5 separate regions of the Homo sapiens genome follow, and all the other regions are linked to region 1. The links are chromatin contacts, found by Hi-C or POLR2A ChIA-PET in ENCODE. All regions are on one chromosome and are shown on one strand. The core of a region is the stretch at or near the end of the contact, and the rest is flanking DNA. Distances in the headings are between cores, read along the strand shown.

What was found. A loop is a pair of places that touch in the nucleus more often than their neighbours do. ChIA-PET counts read pairs that join two places held with the same protein, here RNA polymerase II (POLR2A). Pooled maps may share reads with other maps.
Region 2: a map of CD8-positive, alpha-beta T cell shows a loop between it and region 1 (24-fold over the local background). The contact joins the promoter of VPS50 here to the promoter of GTPBP10 in region 1. A Hi-C loop is called at or near these places in 4 of 168 maps with a recorded cell type or tissue (CD4-positive, alpha-beta memory T cell, CD8-positive, alpha-beta T cell and naive thymus-derived CD4-positive, alpha-beta T cell) and 16 of 50 pooled maps.
Region 3: a loop to region 1 is called in a map of CD8-positive, alpha-beta T cell, with 30 times the contacts of the local background. The contact joins the promoter of SAMD9 here to the promoter of GTPBP10 in region 1. A Hi-C loop is called at or near these places in 3 of 168 maps with a recorded cell type or tissue (CD4-positive, alpha-beta T cell, CD8-positive, alpha-beta T cell and naive thymus-derived CD4-positive, alpha-beta T cell) and 7 of 50 pooled maps.
Region 4: a map of CD8-positive, alpha-beta T cell shows a loop between it and region 1 (15-fold over the local background). The contact joins the promoter of ADAM22 here to the promoter of GTPBP10 in region 1. A Hi-C loop is called at or near these places in 4 of 168 maps with a recorded cell type or tissue (CD4-positive, alpha-beta T cell, CD4-positive, alpha-beta memory T cell, CD8-positive, alpha-beta T cell and 1 more) and 9 of 50 pooled maps.
Region 5: a map of CD8-positive, alpha-beta T cell shows a loop between it and region 1 (21-fold over the local background). The contact joins the promoter of SRI here to the promoter of GTPBP10 in region 1. A Hi-C loop is called at or near these places in 8 of 168 maps with a recorded cell type or tissue (CD4-positive, alpha-beta T cell, CD4-positive, alpha-beta memory T cell, CD8-positive, alpha-beta T cell and 3 more), 7 of 37 single-sample maps with no recorded cell type and 18 of 50 pooled maps. POLR2A ChIA-PET finds 5 or more read pairs at or near these places in 1 of 52 experiments (MCF 10A).

What each region holds. Positions count from the first base shown.
Region 1 is chr7:90,345,299-90,348,157 of GRCh38, reverse strand. GTPBP10 (GTP binding protein 10) reads right to left here and starts at 1,442. Exons shown (of 10, transcript NM_033107.4): 1 at 1,384-1,442. The coding sequence starts at 1,416. The region is part of intron 1 of LOC107986715 (a long non-coding RNA gene); the gene reads left to right. RefSeq lists enhancers at 1,197-1,626, 1,837-1,976.
Region 2 is chr7:93,230,951-93,233,809 of GRCh38, reverse strand. VPS50 (VPS50 subunit of EARP/GARPII complex) reads right to left here and starts at 1,444. Exons shown (of 28, transcript NM_017667.4): 1 at 1,310-1,444. The coding sequence starts at 1,342. It also overlaps a transcript of HEPACAM2 not described here. RefSeq lists enhancers at 924-983, 1,224-1,273, 1,364-1,533, 1,674-1,743.
Region 3 is chr7:93,116,536-93,119,394 of GRCh38, reverse strand. SAMD9 (sterile alpha motif domain containing 9) reads left to right here and starts at 1,416. Exons shown (of 3, transcript NM_017654.4): 1 at 1,416-1,532.
Region 4 is chr7:87,932,869-87,935,727 of GRCh38, reverse strand. It overlaps ADAM22 (ADAM metallopeptidase domain 22), which reads right to left and starts at 1,477. Exons shown (of 32, transcript NM_001324418.2): 1 at 1,178-1,477; 2 at 542-702. The coding sequence starts at 1,262. RefSeq lists enhancers at 215-294, 305-354, 1-480, 481-1,058 and a silencer at 1,165-1,574.
Region 5 is chr7:88,218,651-88,221,509 of GRCh38, reverse strand. SRI (sorcin) reads left to right here and starts at 1,472. Exons shown (of 8, transcript NM_003130.4): 1 at 1,472-1,534; 2 at 2,568-2,651. The coding sequence starts at 1,484. It overlaps SRI-AS1 (SRI antisense RNA 1), which reads right to left. Exons shown (of 3, transcript NR_120517.1): 2 at 2,286-2,761. RefSeq lists silencers at 1,250-1,749, 2,397-2,486.

The sequences.
Region 1 (2,859 bases), core at 193-2,692:
ATTGCTGCAGCCTCAAACTCCTGGGCTCAAGCAATTCTCCCACTTCAGCCTCCCAAATGGCTGGGACTACAGGCACCACACCACCCCGACTGTTTTAAAGATGGGGTCTTGCTATGTTGCCCAGACTGGTCTTGAACTCCTGGCCTTAAGGGATCCTCCCACCTCAGCCTCCCAAGTAGCAAGAACAATAGGCTCACCTACCATGCCTAGTTCCTTCCTGTATCCTTTTCACTTGCTCAACCCTTCCTCTCTTCCTCTTTGCTCTGTACTACATGAAATACCGCCATTTCTACATGCCATTCTGCTCATGCTTTTCCTCTACTTAGAATGTCATTTGTTTTTCCTATCATAAATCCACCTAAACGTCATATTTTCTAACGTCTTTCCAAATTCCTCTAATCAATTCTCTGACTTTGCTGGCTCTCCCAGCAATTTGATTATATCTCTATTATTACACCTTTATAAATCTCACGCTGCATTTAGTGTTTACCTGTTTCCTTCACTAAATCAAGAACTTCTTGTAGGTAAAGGACTTACGTATTAACCTCTTAGGCTATTAAAATCAAAATAACTTAAGGAGTAATTTCTTAAATTCATAATCCACATCTCTAGTCATTTAGGATAGCTATTATAAAAAACAAATGGGATTTTTTTTTCAAGAAAGTTGAAATATTGACCATTCTGATATACTCGAGGAGAGTTTCTACAGTTCCATTAAATATGTAACACTTTTTTCCTGCTCTAGATTAATCAGATTCAGGGGTTTAGGAGCCTTACTTAAAAGGAGTATTTTACTCTGGTCGTTAGAAATAAAGTAATGGCCAAATATGACGCAGGCAACGTTTCAAAAAGCATTACTGATAGGATAAGATTTAAAAAATAAAAATTCAAAGCAGTTGTAAATTTTTACGGAAACGATTCTTAAGACCGACACCACACAAAAATCGACCTAAATGTTCTGCAGGAAGGCACATCAATTACACGCTTTCGTGTCTTCATAAAAATCCATTAGAAAAACCTTAAACAGCGCACTCAAGGAGAAATATATAAAAACAGGCTGTGGACATTAAAGGAAAAAAAACCACCACAACATTTGGGCCACAGCAGGCAGGTATCCCAGTTCCTCATACCACGTGCACACTATGTCTCTAAAGAACTTCAAACCCTGCCCCTGCCCCCAAACAACCGTCCAAACCACGCCAGGTACACACACCACTGTCACCGCTTACTGACAAAGCGCCACTACAGGAGGGGCGGAGAAGTCTATGGGAAAACCAAGCAAGGAAAAGGCCGCCACGAAGACAGTAGTGGAGAGACAGGGGAGCAAAGAAGAACCAGAGCTGTCAGCGCTAAGGGGACCAGGCTGAGGGGACCCGCACGGACCTTTCTGAACAACACGCAACTGCAATGCACCATGGCTGCAACAGGCCAGGAAACCTTCTTGCGGAAGCGGCACAAGCCGCAGTACAGCGCGGCCTTTTTACGTCATCCCCTGCCGCCGACGCGATTTCTCCTCCGCCCACACCTGCGGACTGGCGCATGCGTTGTGTGATGCTCTCGGGCGCCACCAGCCCCATGCGCTGTGCTTTGCACCCCACGGGTGGGGAGAGAAGGCGTTTTATCTATTAAAACACAGAGATAATCTCGAGAAGCCGTGGGACAAAGGACAGTAGGGCGTAGGTTGCGTGTCTCAGGAATTAACATTTTGAATGGAATGGAACTGAAGACTCAGCAGCCTTGGAGCAGCTTTTATGCTAATTGAGGAAACTAAGAATCTTCACCCTCAGCGTGAAAAAACCTCCAACGGACCATAAAACCAAACGTGTAAAAGACACAGAAACTCAACTGGGAAAAAAGAACCCCCAAAAGCCGTTAGTTCAGTGACGAGCTGAGTAGTCTCCAGCCAAAGCTTCCAGGAGACCATGAATTTAAAACTAGCGGCCGCACAAAGTTTTATTGAAAATAATGTCAGGATCTGAGATCTGTAAGAGGACTCTCCTGTGCAGTAAGAGAAAGAAGCTTGTTTACAACTGTCAGAAAGTAGCTTCTTGGAGTCGGGAAGACGGGTTTTTATCCGTCATTTGAAGCGTGCCTTTGTGAGAATTAAGACACGATGTGAAAAATCCCTCTCTCTCTTGATTACTTTTCAGGACCAGAAGAGAGTAGCTCTCCCCAACCCCTCATGCAGCGAAAAAATGTATGCAGCTGAAGTAAACGGCCCTGCACAGCGTTGCCAGCCGTATAACTCTTAACAACCCAAACTAATAAATCCTAGAAACCTTTCATACTTTGATACGATATGGCTCTGTGTCGCCACCCAAATCTCATCTTCATTTGTAATCCCCATTGTGGAAGTAGGGAAGTGATTGGATCATGCAGGGCTGTTTCTCTCCTGCCGCTCTCCTGATAGGGAGTTCCCACAAGAGCTGACGGTTTTATAAGTGTTTGGAAGTTCCTCCTTCTTTCTTCTCTCTCCTGCTTGCCATGTGAAGAAGGTGCTTGTTTCCGCTTCCCCTTTTGCCATGATTATAAGTTTTCTAAGGCCTCCCCAGCCATGTAGAACTGTGAATCAATTAAGCCTCTTTCCTTTATAAATTACCCAGTCTGCGCAGTTCTTTATGGCACTGTGAAAACTGACTAATACCTCAATGTGACAGTGTCTTCTACTCCTCACTTAGGACAGTGATTATTTGGAAAGACATGATGTGAAAACCCCGTCTTGATTACTTTGCTGCTACTGGACCTTCTGCTTACAACCACCAATCAGAAAAGCTGTAGTTGTCATTTAACCTGCAGTAGTTGTATTTTCCCTCTGTGGATTACTTTAATGTTGAATATTAACACCAGCAACAGATGTTG
Region 2 (2,859 bases), core at 195-2,694, 2.9 Mb before region 1:
AGATGTGGAAATAGATGCTTAAAAACGTTATGTAACTTGCCGAAAGTCACACAGCTGCCACAGGATACAGCAGGACCCAAACTCATCGTCAAGTAAGAAGTAGTAGGACGCACAACACCAGTACTCAACACATGTGAGGAATTAACAAATGTTACTAGCCACTTACTTAAATATTTTTATTATTCACAGAACATTTTGATTATATTTTCATAACATTAACAAAATGCTCTGACATAACTAAAATAATCATGTAAGGGTCATTTGTGCATTGTGCAAGAGAAATACACAATTTGTATCCTGTTTATATATCTCTCAAATTGTGAATTCTCAAATAAGAATGTGGAATTTGAGTTATTTTTGTAATCAACAAGAAAAAAACTCACAAATATACCTTTCACTAAACGATTACCTTCCACATTCTCCAAACTTCTAAAAGCCATGTTGATTTAAAACTCTAATCTTAACTATCTTTCATATTAAAATAATAAAATGACCAATTCTAGTGAAATATTAAAGCTGAAGTAAATAAAGGCAGCTAAAACAAAGTCATAATCAATAAGTACATAAAAGAAAATTTCTGCACTTCTTAAATGAAGCTGAGGCATTATTACGAGGTCCCTAACATTTATGAGACAGGTTACAAAATAGCCAAAGCTCTTATTCATGAATTTCCATTCTGGGGAAAAAAAAGAAAAGATCAGTATTTTGCCATGACAAAAATAAATTTTTTAAAGCAGAATTTCACAAAGAGTTTTCACATATATTAGCTTATCGATGACCCTCATAACAGAACTGTGAAGTAAAATGAACAAAAATAATTATTTTCACATCCAGAAACGTAAGCTACAAAGTTTGGGGACTTGCCCAAAATCCAAAAGCTACTAATTCTGTCTTCAAATCATCCGTTTTCAGTCTTTCCAGGTCACCTCTACTGCACAGACCACACCACCCTACCCAGGCTATCAGCTCGCATATGACAGACAGCCTGGATGCGGAAGACCTTGCAAGGAAGCTCGGGCTGTTCTGGAAAGACGGCAAAAAGAGGAGGAGGGGAGACAAAGATACCCTGATTCCTTCAATGACTTATTTTTAAACGAATATTTCTGGGAGGCTGGTACCCGCTGGAGCAGTGCTCCAACCCAGGCGGCCCAGGTGAGTTTTCTAGGGTATGCCCCGGCTTCCCAGTCCCCCTGACACCTGCCACCACCCATAACTTAGATCCCCGCCCGCCACTGGTTGGGGACAGAACATCTCGGCTCCTCTCACTTCCGAGATGAAGGAAGCCTTTGCTTCAGCCGCCGCGACTTACCTGTCGGGTCATGAGAGATTTGATTTTTTGCATATCGAAATCCTGAGGAGGGTACCCTGCCTCAAAGAGCTAACAAATCACACCGAGCCACTACACAGCTGGCCCTGACACTAGGAAGCCATAGTGGGTGGTCACGTGGAGGAGCCGACCCAGGGTATCCTGTCTTTCCCTGGGCCTGCTGGGAACTGTAGTCTTCTGGACGCCGGCGGTAGCAACGATGAACTAAAGTGGCCAACCCAGGGACTACATCTCCCAGCAAGCAAAAGAGCGGGTGCTTCAGTTAAGCCGGTAAATATTACTGCTCAGAGCGACCACTGCGATCGCCGGTCTTACAAAGGTGCTTGCACTAGGCAGTAGCTACTCTTCGGCGAGACGGAAACCTAAGTCACAGGTGACTAGGCGTTGAGCGAAAGATCAAACTCAGAGGAGACAATATATAAGCCAGATTGACGCGATGTCCCCTAGGAGTGTGAGGGAGGAAACCTCACCTGGTCTAGAGGGGCGGGGTGGGAGAACGAGAGACTGACGCGAAGGAGAAGGAACTCAAGAAAGGGCTGTCACTGAGGGGTAACCTGAGAACTCGAGACTACCCCGGGCGCGCTGGGTTTGGCCTGAGGAAAGGTGTGCTCTAGGTTGCCCAATAGGCGGCCCTCCAGGTTTAGGGCTGTTCTACCTCAGTCTTGGTATCCCCTGCAAAAGCTCTAAAATCGAAGGATTTTGACGCCCGCCTATTATTTTACCTCCGTACTCTAAAGCAGTGATGACGGGAAATACGACAATAACGAGTATACCTGTCACTTTAAAGTCCTCTTTTCAACTTTTGGCAGTTTAGTTAAATTGGGGAAAGGAACAGAAGTGTCTTTGGGGACACAATTTTAAAAGGACTTTACAATTATGAGAATATGAGAAGAAGAAGAAAAAGCAGCCCTAAAGCTAACAATGATAGCTAACACTTATCGAAAGCCGAGTACCTGTCAGGAACTGCTAATAGCTTTAAATATATGATTTCATTTATCCACACAAGAATCCTGTGGGTTCCCATTTTAAAGATGACGAAGCAGGTATGGCGAAATTAAGGAACTTGCCTAAGATTACTGCAGATGTGCAAGTAGAAACTGAAGGATTAATCGGTCATCAGATGTGTTAAGATTTTCATGTATTGTGCTGAAGAAAGTTCTAAAGCATGGCACCAATTTTTTTAAGTTTATTTTATTATAATGTTAACTTCTAAAAGTATGACACAGACCCATAATTTCAAAAATATTTCTTAGAATAAAAAAAGTTCAAGTGTGTCAACGTAATAAAAAATACTAGGTAAACAATAGTATGGGTGGTAGTCAGATATGGCAAAACTAATAAAGGTGATTTGCAAATGACTGAAGTTTGGGGGACACTAACAGAGGTTATTTCTGATTCTGAAATTCTATTTTCTCACCCCTTAGAGCCTCGTTTTATTAATTTTTACAAATGAGGTTGTAATATTTTAATATTTTATATAGGGCTTTGTAAGGATAAGTGAGATGATGTAGGTGAATGAAATGTATAAATTG
Region 3 (2,859 bases), core at 167-2,666, 2.8 Mb before region 1:
AAGCAGACTCATGACTTTTCTTTTTGGCATCTCAGAGAAACTGCAGTGGCGATACAGTTCCTTCAAAGGGTCTGTGAATTCTCTTGGCTTTCCTGGTATGTTGCTGCAGTAATTCTTGAAGCAAAAGTTCATGATGTGAGTCTCCACATGCTGTCCTGTCTGTCCCAGCAGGAGCTGCAAGCTAGTCCTGCCTCCTCACCCTCACAGAACCACCAGAATAATGTTTGACCAAATATCTAGGCACTCTGTGGCCCGGTCAAGTTGACCCATAAAATTAACCATCACACTGGTCCCCATGCAAAGTGAAACCCAGGTTTTGGAGTTCAGGCCCAGGGTCCCCTTACGAGGAGGGCTCCTGAGGGTGATAAGTGTAATGGTCATATCTAGGCTGTCCTTCATAGCCACTTTCTTTCTTCCTAAACCTCAGGATTTAAGAGCACTGGCCTGAAACCTGGATTCGAATCTCTGCCATGTATTAGTTATGCAAACTTTAGCCATATTATTTAATCTCTATGCCTCAGTTTCTTCACCTTTAAAATTGAGATAAAAATAATCTCTACCTCAGGAGATTGTTGTGAAGAGTAATTAAGTTAATATGAAACATTTAGAACAATGCCTGGTACATGGTAAGCGCCCAATAAATATTTTAAAATAAATGTTTTTAAATGTTTTCATCTAAAACCAGTGTGAATCAGTTGTGGGATGTGGAAACCAAAAGCTAATTGAGCACACACAATAAATATCAGTACTTGCTGTTAGTTTTTAAAATATCAGCTATTTTTGTTGCTCTCACTCAGGCAGTTTTCTCTCTGGCCCTGACACTGACCTTAGAAAAGATAAATCTCTACAATGTGACCATCAGGTCTGCTGCAGCCCTGGTCTGCTCTGCAATAAATGAATTTAGCACTTATTGGGGTGCTCAAAGAAGTCCTATCCCTGAAAGACATTCTTTACACTTTAGGAAAACAGGAATGGACAGTAACTCCACCCTTAAAGGCCAGTGAAATATTGACCTAGAGTATCTCCAACCTGGTGCTCTACAAGGCTGGGACTGCAATGTAAACTCATATTCCCAAGGGATCAATTAAGCCAGAATATCCCACAGTTTGTCTATAACAAGACAATGGGGCTTTCTGCAGCCCTCAAAACTCTCAAGTGAGGAAAAATTGTTAAGCCTTCAGATTTTAACCAAGCAGACCAGAAGGTGGTATATAGCCATAGCTTATTAAAAAGCATTTCAGATAGAAAAGGCGGTGCTGTAATTTCAGATCTGAGAAATGAAACTGAAACCAAACCTATATTCTTCCTTCCCCAACCTCCCAGTTGTTAAACACGCCCTGCTGTTTCTGAGCCAATTAGAGCTTGCTGTGAGACAGAAGCAGAGAATACATAGACTTCCGTTAAAACCAGAATGAGGAAAATACTTTTCTCTAGCATCGTAGGAGGAAGAAAACAAACACATCAGATATTTTCAGCACTAAAAGAGATGGTTTTCCCCACATATATGTAAAAGAAATTTGCAAGACTACTGGGTAAGTACAATATCTATTATTAATATTGTTCTTACTATCTATAGCAGCATTTTATTGAATAGAAAGAAATATACTTTTCAATTAGAAGCTTCAAATATACCTCAAAACAAAAAATAGTATTCTAAGCCTAGAAATTCTAGACTATTTGTTGCTCTGACAGCAGTCTGCTTTATATTAGTTGAAAAATTAGTCATAACATTTCATTAAAGATGCAGTTGAAAACTACAGACACTTTTATTGATGAACTCTCCCAAGGCATACAGCATCTTCAGAAAGAACAAACAGGCCAGGTGTGGTAGCCTGTAATTTGAGCACTTTGGAAGGCAAGGACAGGAGAATTGTTTGAGGCCAGGAATTCAAAATTAGCTTGGGCAACATAGCAAGACCCTACCTAGCAAGATTCCTACCAAAAAAAAAAATAGCTGGATGTGGTGGCACGCAGCTGCAGTCTAGCTACTTTGGAGGCTGAGGCAGAAGGATTGCTTGAGCCCAGGAATTTAAGGTTACAGTGAGCTGTAATTGTACCACTGCACTCCAGCATAGGCAACAGAGTGAGACACTGTCTCAAAAACAACAACAACAACAACAACAACAACAACAACAAACGGAAAGATAGATAAAGAACAGGCAATGAAAACTTAAAAGTACTTTACTTTAATCAAATACAACTTCCACCATCTACTCTAAGAAATAGGTAGCTTCCAGAAAACAAAACTCTCTGAGAGCTTCTCAGATATTGTTGTCGGATGACATACATAGGAAGACAGACAGACAGATAGACTACTATGGGAAGTCTTTGGAATTAAGGCAGCTTTATGTTCCTGGCAAAAATACTAGGTTTATGTCTAATTTCTCCCCAAAGCAAACAGTAAGATAATGCAAGACGGTTGGAGGATCACATTTCTGAATAAAGGTCTGACCTTCAACTCCCTTCTAGAAAAGTTAACAAACCCTACAGTTTAACACCAACCAGAGTTAAAAAATGTATGTGGGTTCAATCAGTAACAAATAGTGTTTCCTACTAAGATGCTCAGAACCAAATTTTCAGGTCAGTTTTTAAAGTATACGGAATCAAAACCAGTAATTTTAGGTACTAATTTTACTCCCTCATTTCACCTTTTCTCCCCCTACCCTTATTTAGCCTTCCCCATGATTTCTTTACCTAAGGGTTTTAATATATGTGTGATCCTATATTACTTTCTAAATTACCTAAAAAACATTTTGGAACGAGAGGGTATAAAGAAATCATTAATATGTAAAATATCTATGAACAGTGGCATAAATACCTATGAATGCTGGCATATATTTTCTCCAAGAGTGACATCAT
Region 4 (2,859 bases), core at 228-2,727, 2.4 Mb after region 1:
AGAAGGTAGGGGTGAATGGGCATATCTCTGGTGTCCACAAATGTGTGCGAATAGAACCTTAAAGTTCAGCTTGTTTTTACAGTTGGGTTTCTTAAGAACGTCTAGCCTTGTTTTTTTCCAATTTTTTCTTACAGTGTCAACCTTGGGTTAAATCACTTATGAAGTCTCTTTGAGGAGTAAAACAACAACAATGATGATTCAAACCCTGCCCAAATACTACCTCCCTTCTCGCTGTGCATGCCTGGCTTTTGCTTGACAGATGTCAGAGGGCTCTCCGCCTGTTCTCTCAGCTCACCGCACTGCTGAAGGCACCCCGCACAAACTCCCCTCGGGCAAAGCCCTCGGCCTGTGGTTATTTTGGTTCTTTTTTGTACCCTTTTCCCCTTCTTTTTTGCACAGGGAGCGCCATGCATGACTCGCATCGGGACCCAACTCATTTCACCCAAGAAGACATGGGATCTCCAGGGCAACCGAGCGCAATCGTGGGGTCTCGGGTGGGCCGGGAGGCGCGGAGGACCACCTCCCGGACCGAGCCTCTCACCTGCGGGCCACCGAGGTCGCCCCGCACCCGCGTGTCGAGCGCGTCGTGCCGACTTTCGTCTTCGCCGCCCGAGCGGTAGATGAGGCGCAGTGGCACGATGCTCTGGCGCTCCACGAAGCGGTTTTCCTTCCTCTTCTCTAGCTCCATCAATGAGGCGTCTCCTCCAGGCAGGAACCGGGAAAGGAGGGAGTGGAGAGAAAAGGCGAAAATAATGACCCTGACCCTCACTCCTCCATCCTGCAGTCCTACGTCTCCCCTACGAAAATCCCCACCGCCCCCTCCCTCTCGGAACCCAACTGGGAAGGACGCAGAGACACCAGCCCGAGAGCCTTGGACCAGCTCATCCGAGAGCAACCAGGAGCGGGGCCCAGAAGCAGGGCACCCCTTTCCCATTCTCCCCATTCCTCTTCAGAAGGAGAAAAACAGGCTTTGACCGAAGGCTTCCAGTGCATCTGCGCGCCTCCACACATATATTTTTGCTCCACTTCTCACCACCCTCCCGAATTAAAAAAAAAAAAAAAAAAAATCTCCCCGCGCACTCGGGAAATGGGGATGCCCCCTTTTCAATACGCCTGAGGGCTCCAAAGATTCCCGGGAAATGGTATGGCCCAAAGGCACAGAGGACGGCTAACTTACCTGCCTGGCCGCAGCGCGCCGGAGGGCAGGTCCCCAGGACACAGAGCAGCAAGAAGGGCACGGACACAGCCACTGCCGCCTGCATGGTGCTGCCGTCAGCCCGCCTCGCCCGAGACGCTCAGCTCCTCATGCCGGCGCCGCCGAGTCCGTTTCCCTCGCTCCGCGCCCCCGGGGTCCCCGCGGCCACCTCCACCCAGCCCCGGCCGGTGCTGCGGCGGCCGTGGCGCTGCAACCTCCACCGCGGCTCAGTGCTGCATTGTGCTTCGCGGACGCTTCCGCTGGCGGGGGGAGCGAGCGAGTGCTGCATTGGGCGGTTGGCTGTAGCTAAGTGGTTTCTAGCGCCTCCCACCTCATCCCCTGGCAAAGGCTCGGGCGGGCGACAAGAGCTCGGCAGGGAGCGAGCGCCCGGTGCACTCGCCCCCCGCGCGCAGGCAAGGGCGCGCGCAGGAGAGTCAGCTGGGAAATGTAGTTCTCTCTCCGTGTCCCGCTTGTCTCCACGACGGCACGGACCGTCGCGACCTCGTGACTGTGAGGTCCTCTATATCCCACAGACTGGAAGGGCGGGAGGGAAGGGCAAAAGAAAGAGATCAGCACTGGACCGCCTCCTGGCATCCGAGATGCACCAACTGGGCCGTTACAGCAGCCAGTATTCATCTGCATCGTCCTTAAAGAGCTGTTCTGTTTACCACAGATTAGTAGTTACTTAAGTTATCCGGAGAACCATACCCTCACGAATACAGTGCTAGTGAATTATTCAACAAATACAGATTGAGGATATACTATGTACCCAGCGGTTGACAACCGGAAGGACACGGGGATCAGAGGCACCTGTTCTTGGGTAAAGTTGAGCAGACAGACCACTTTTTTTTACAATACAGTGTGAAAAGTGTCATGGTTATACCTAGAGGACCATTAATTCAGTCCAGGGAGTCAAAGAGGACCTCCCAGGGAAGGTCTCTGCAGGTAATAGAGGGATGATTTAGCTTAACTCTACGGGATATTTTTGTTCTTTATTGCCAGACAGCCTCAAAACTCTACCAGATATGGGGAACTCAGTTTTCTCAGGCTGCTTATTCCATTTTCCTCTGATTCAAAATGATAGAAATTCTTGAGTATAAAACAATAATAAAATAGTTATCTACATAAAGTAATACTTGTATTTTTTAGTTTTTCAAAGTTCACATGTATTATCTGATCCTTTGGTCAAGAATTTGATTATAACTATTACTCTGATTTTATATTTATGTATGTACGTATGTATGTATGTATGTATTTTTGAGATAGGGTCTTGCTCTGTCGCCCCAACTGGAGTGCAAGTGGTGAGAACACGGCTCACTGCAGCTCAAGCTCCTGGGCTCAAGCCATCCTCCTGCCTCAGCCTCCCAAATAGCTGGGACCACAGACATGTGACACCACACCTGGCTATTTTTTGTTATTATTATTACTTTTTGTAGAGACAAGAGTCTCCCCATGATGATCAGGATGCTCTTGAACTCTTGGGCTCCACCTTGGCCTCACAAAGTGCTGGGATTGCAGATGTGAGCCACTGCACATGCCTACTCCCATTTTAGAAAGGAAAAAAATTAAGATTTAGAGGTGTGCCTTTCAAATACTGTAGCCAGTAGTTACTTGAGGCTATTTTTTTTTTCCGAGTGTTTATTATTTATTTTTGTATTTCAATC
Region 5 (2,859 bases), core at 223-2,722, 2.1 Mb after region 1:
ACTCTTTATAGTCGGTTACCTCTTTCTGAAGAAACAGGCTTCCAAAGAGAGACCAGGGGACTCATTAGATGTCTCATCTACCTTGATGATTGCTACCTTGATGATTGAAAACAGTAACCTGCTTCCTGAATCAAACACAAAACAGGCAACATGCAGTGTCTTTGCTATGCCACAACAGGGACTATTAGAATTTTTCTCACAATTCGGACTTTGGTTTTCAAAAGGGCTTGCGAGGGAAGTTACACACAAGAGAAAAACAATGAACCGAATGAGGACAATAGCCCACGAATTTAGAATGGAGGAAGCCCGTCCACCACAGCGAAAAAGCACAGTACCACATTGGCGGGTGCTCCAATATTTGTGAAATGTTGATGACCCTTTAAATGTTTCTGTGCAACCTCCACAACAAATACTGTGAATCTTGCTTATTAATGCGTTTCTCAATACGTTAAAATTCAGGAAATCATTAAGTCTAGTCCTTAACAGTGAAGGGCAAGCAATTTTCTGTCATTGAAATTACACAAAACAAAACAAAAAGCTCACGCCTGAATTGCTTCGGACTATTCAACTGGAAGATAGAAAAATATATGAAGTAAAGAAGAATAACCTACATAGAAGTTCCTATCTCTTATCTTCCTGAATACTTACCAGTACACTATTAGTTTGTTCTAAACTTTTCTTATATAAAAAGTAGCTGAATACTTTTAGGGAAATGGATTGTTTTGTCTGAATCATCCAGATAATTCAAACAATTCATTTTCCTAAGAACGATATGTGTGAGTCTGTCCTGCCCGGAAAATGCCCTCTGTCCTACTCAGGACACAAGTCACGCTCAGCTTAAACAGGCAAGGAATTGTCCCCTAGGAAGGAAATACGCCGTTGTCGTTCAGTGAACTCTGCAACCAACAGCAAGCCAAACTCTCCCTTGCACACAGTTCGTCAAGTTAATTCTTATTTTCCAAGGGCGCTTTCGTATTTCCATCTTTCAAAGACTCCTTCACCCACTGGCACCTAAGGCTTGCCCTAACGCATCCAGCCCCTGCCTCGCGATGGTGCGCTCCGCTTATAATAGCTCCGTCCTGTCCAATAAAGTTGTTTAAAATAAGAAATGTGCCAGATAATAGCCAAGTCCGAAGGAAAAAAAAAAAAAAAGAATTCCTGGGGTGGTGTATTGGTGTTGGAATGTGCCATTAGTTTTGGAGGGAGGAAAGTCCCTGGTGTGAATTGCCTCGCAGGTCGTAGGCCGCCACTGGACCTTCAGTCGTGCACTGCATTAGCGCCGTAATGGCAAAGATACGAAGAAGCGCGCAGGCAGGGGAGCCACGGCCGCGCGCACAGGCAAGAGCTGGAGACGACTGCGGAGCGCGTCCCCCACGCCCGCGTGGTGCGCTCTGGGGCGGCCCCCTAGCGGCAGGGCGGGGCGGGGCAGGGGGCGGAGAGGCCTGGCGCACAGGGCGAGGGCGGCTGCGGCGCAGTCTGCAGCATGGCGTACCCGGGGCATCCTGGCGCCGGCGGCGGGTACTACCCAGGCGGGGTAAGTGCTGACTGCGCGGGATCGCGGCCCAGGCGGCTCCGGGGCGCTAAGAGGCCACCTTGGAGATGCTGCGGCCAGCGGGGTGAGGCGCTGCTGGGCGGCTACCCGGGCTCCTTCCGCCCTCGGCTTCTCCCTGCGCTCGCGGCCTCGCCCTAGGCCCCTGGGGTTCGGCCTCTCCCCACGTTTCCCCGTCCCTTCTCCTGGATGGCCCTGCGGGGCCAAGGTGAGGGTGGATTGGGACCCTAGAAGCCCACCCTGCGGCTTCTCGGATACGCGGCGTGAAATCGTGTTAATTGGGTGTTGGCTGACCCCCACCCCACCCCACCCCCGCCTTCTTGGTTGCCTCCCAGAGCAACAACAGTCATTTTATTCTAGAATGATATACCTTCCTCCCTTTAAAAAACAAACAAACAAACAAACAAACAAACAAACAAAAAACGAGTGAGAAGGGGGACGGAAAAAAAGGGAAAACCTGCTGAAGTAAAAGACCTGTAGGAAGGCAGCCTCGCCGGGCGTCTGGGATGCGCGTTGTCTTGGGAACTGTTTCCGAGACAGGCAATGTTCCCTCGCCACCCACGAGATACAGCCCGGCCGGACACCTTACTCTTCCCTAGGCTACACCCGTCTCAGAATGTTACCAACTCCAGCCTTCCATCGTTCATAAAACGCTCTTAAAATACCATAAATGCTGTAACAACAAAAGGAGAATTTGAAGCCCTGCCATTCGTTGGCTTACCTAGTTTGCACTCACCTCAGTAACCTTCAGGTTAATAGGGATTTTAAAAGTTGCTTTACATATGTAGACATCACTTTCACAGCAACTCTTTATGGTCTAAGTCGCCAGTTTTTAAATTACGGGGTGTGAATGGAAGAGAGGGGTGGAGTGTTGGCAGAGTGTGCCCGGTGGTGGGGAGGTGAGCCTTGTGAAGGGCGGGCAGGCGGGCAGTTGTCTGGCCTTGCACAAAAGCCCTCAGTGGTGAAAGAAGAAAACTTGATTCGGCAGAATGACGTGTATGTGTTTCCTGTTTCACAGTATGGAGGGGCTCCCGGAGGGCCTGCGTTTCCCGGACAAACTCAGGATCCGCTGTATGGTTACTTTGCTGCTGTAGCTGGACAGGTTAGCTTTTCCCTTTAATATTAAAGAGCCGTTATTGTCTGCATTTGTGGTAGCTTTTGATATAGTGACACAGAAAAGCGAACTTCCTGTGGTACTGAGTCCCTTTGCTTCTGCAAAAGAAAAAAAAAGTTGTTTCTTATTTTAGTTTTTTATTTCTGAATGTTCAGAATAAATGAGGACAAAGTGTTACTCGTATTTATGTGAGTTC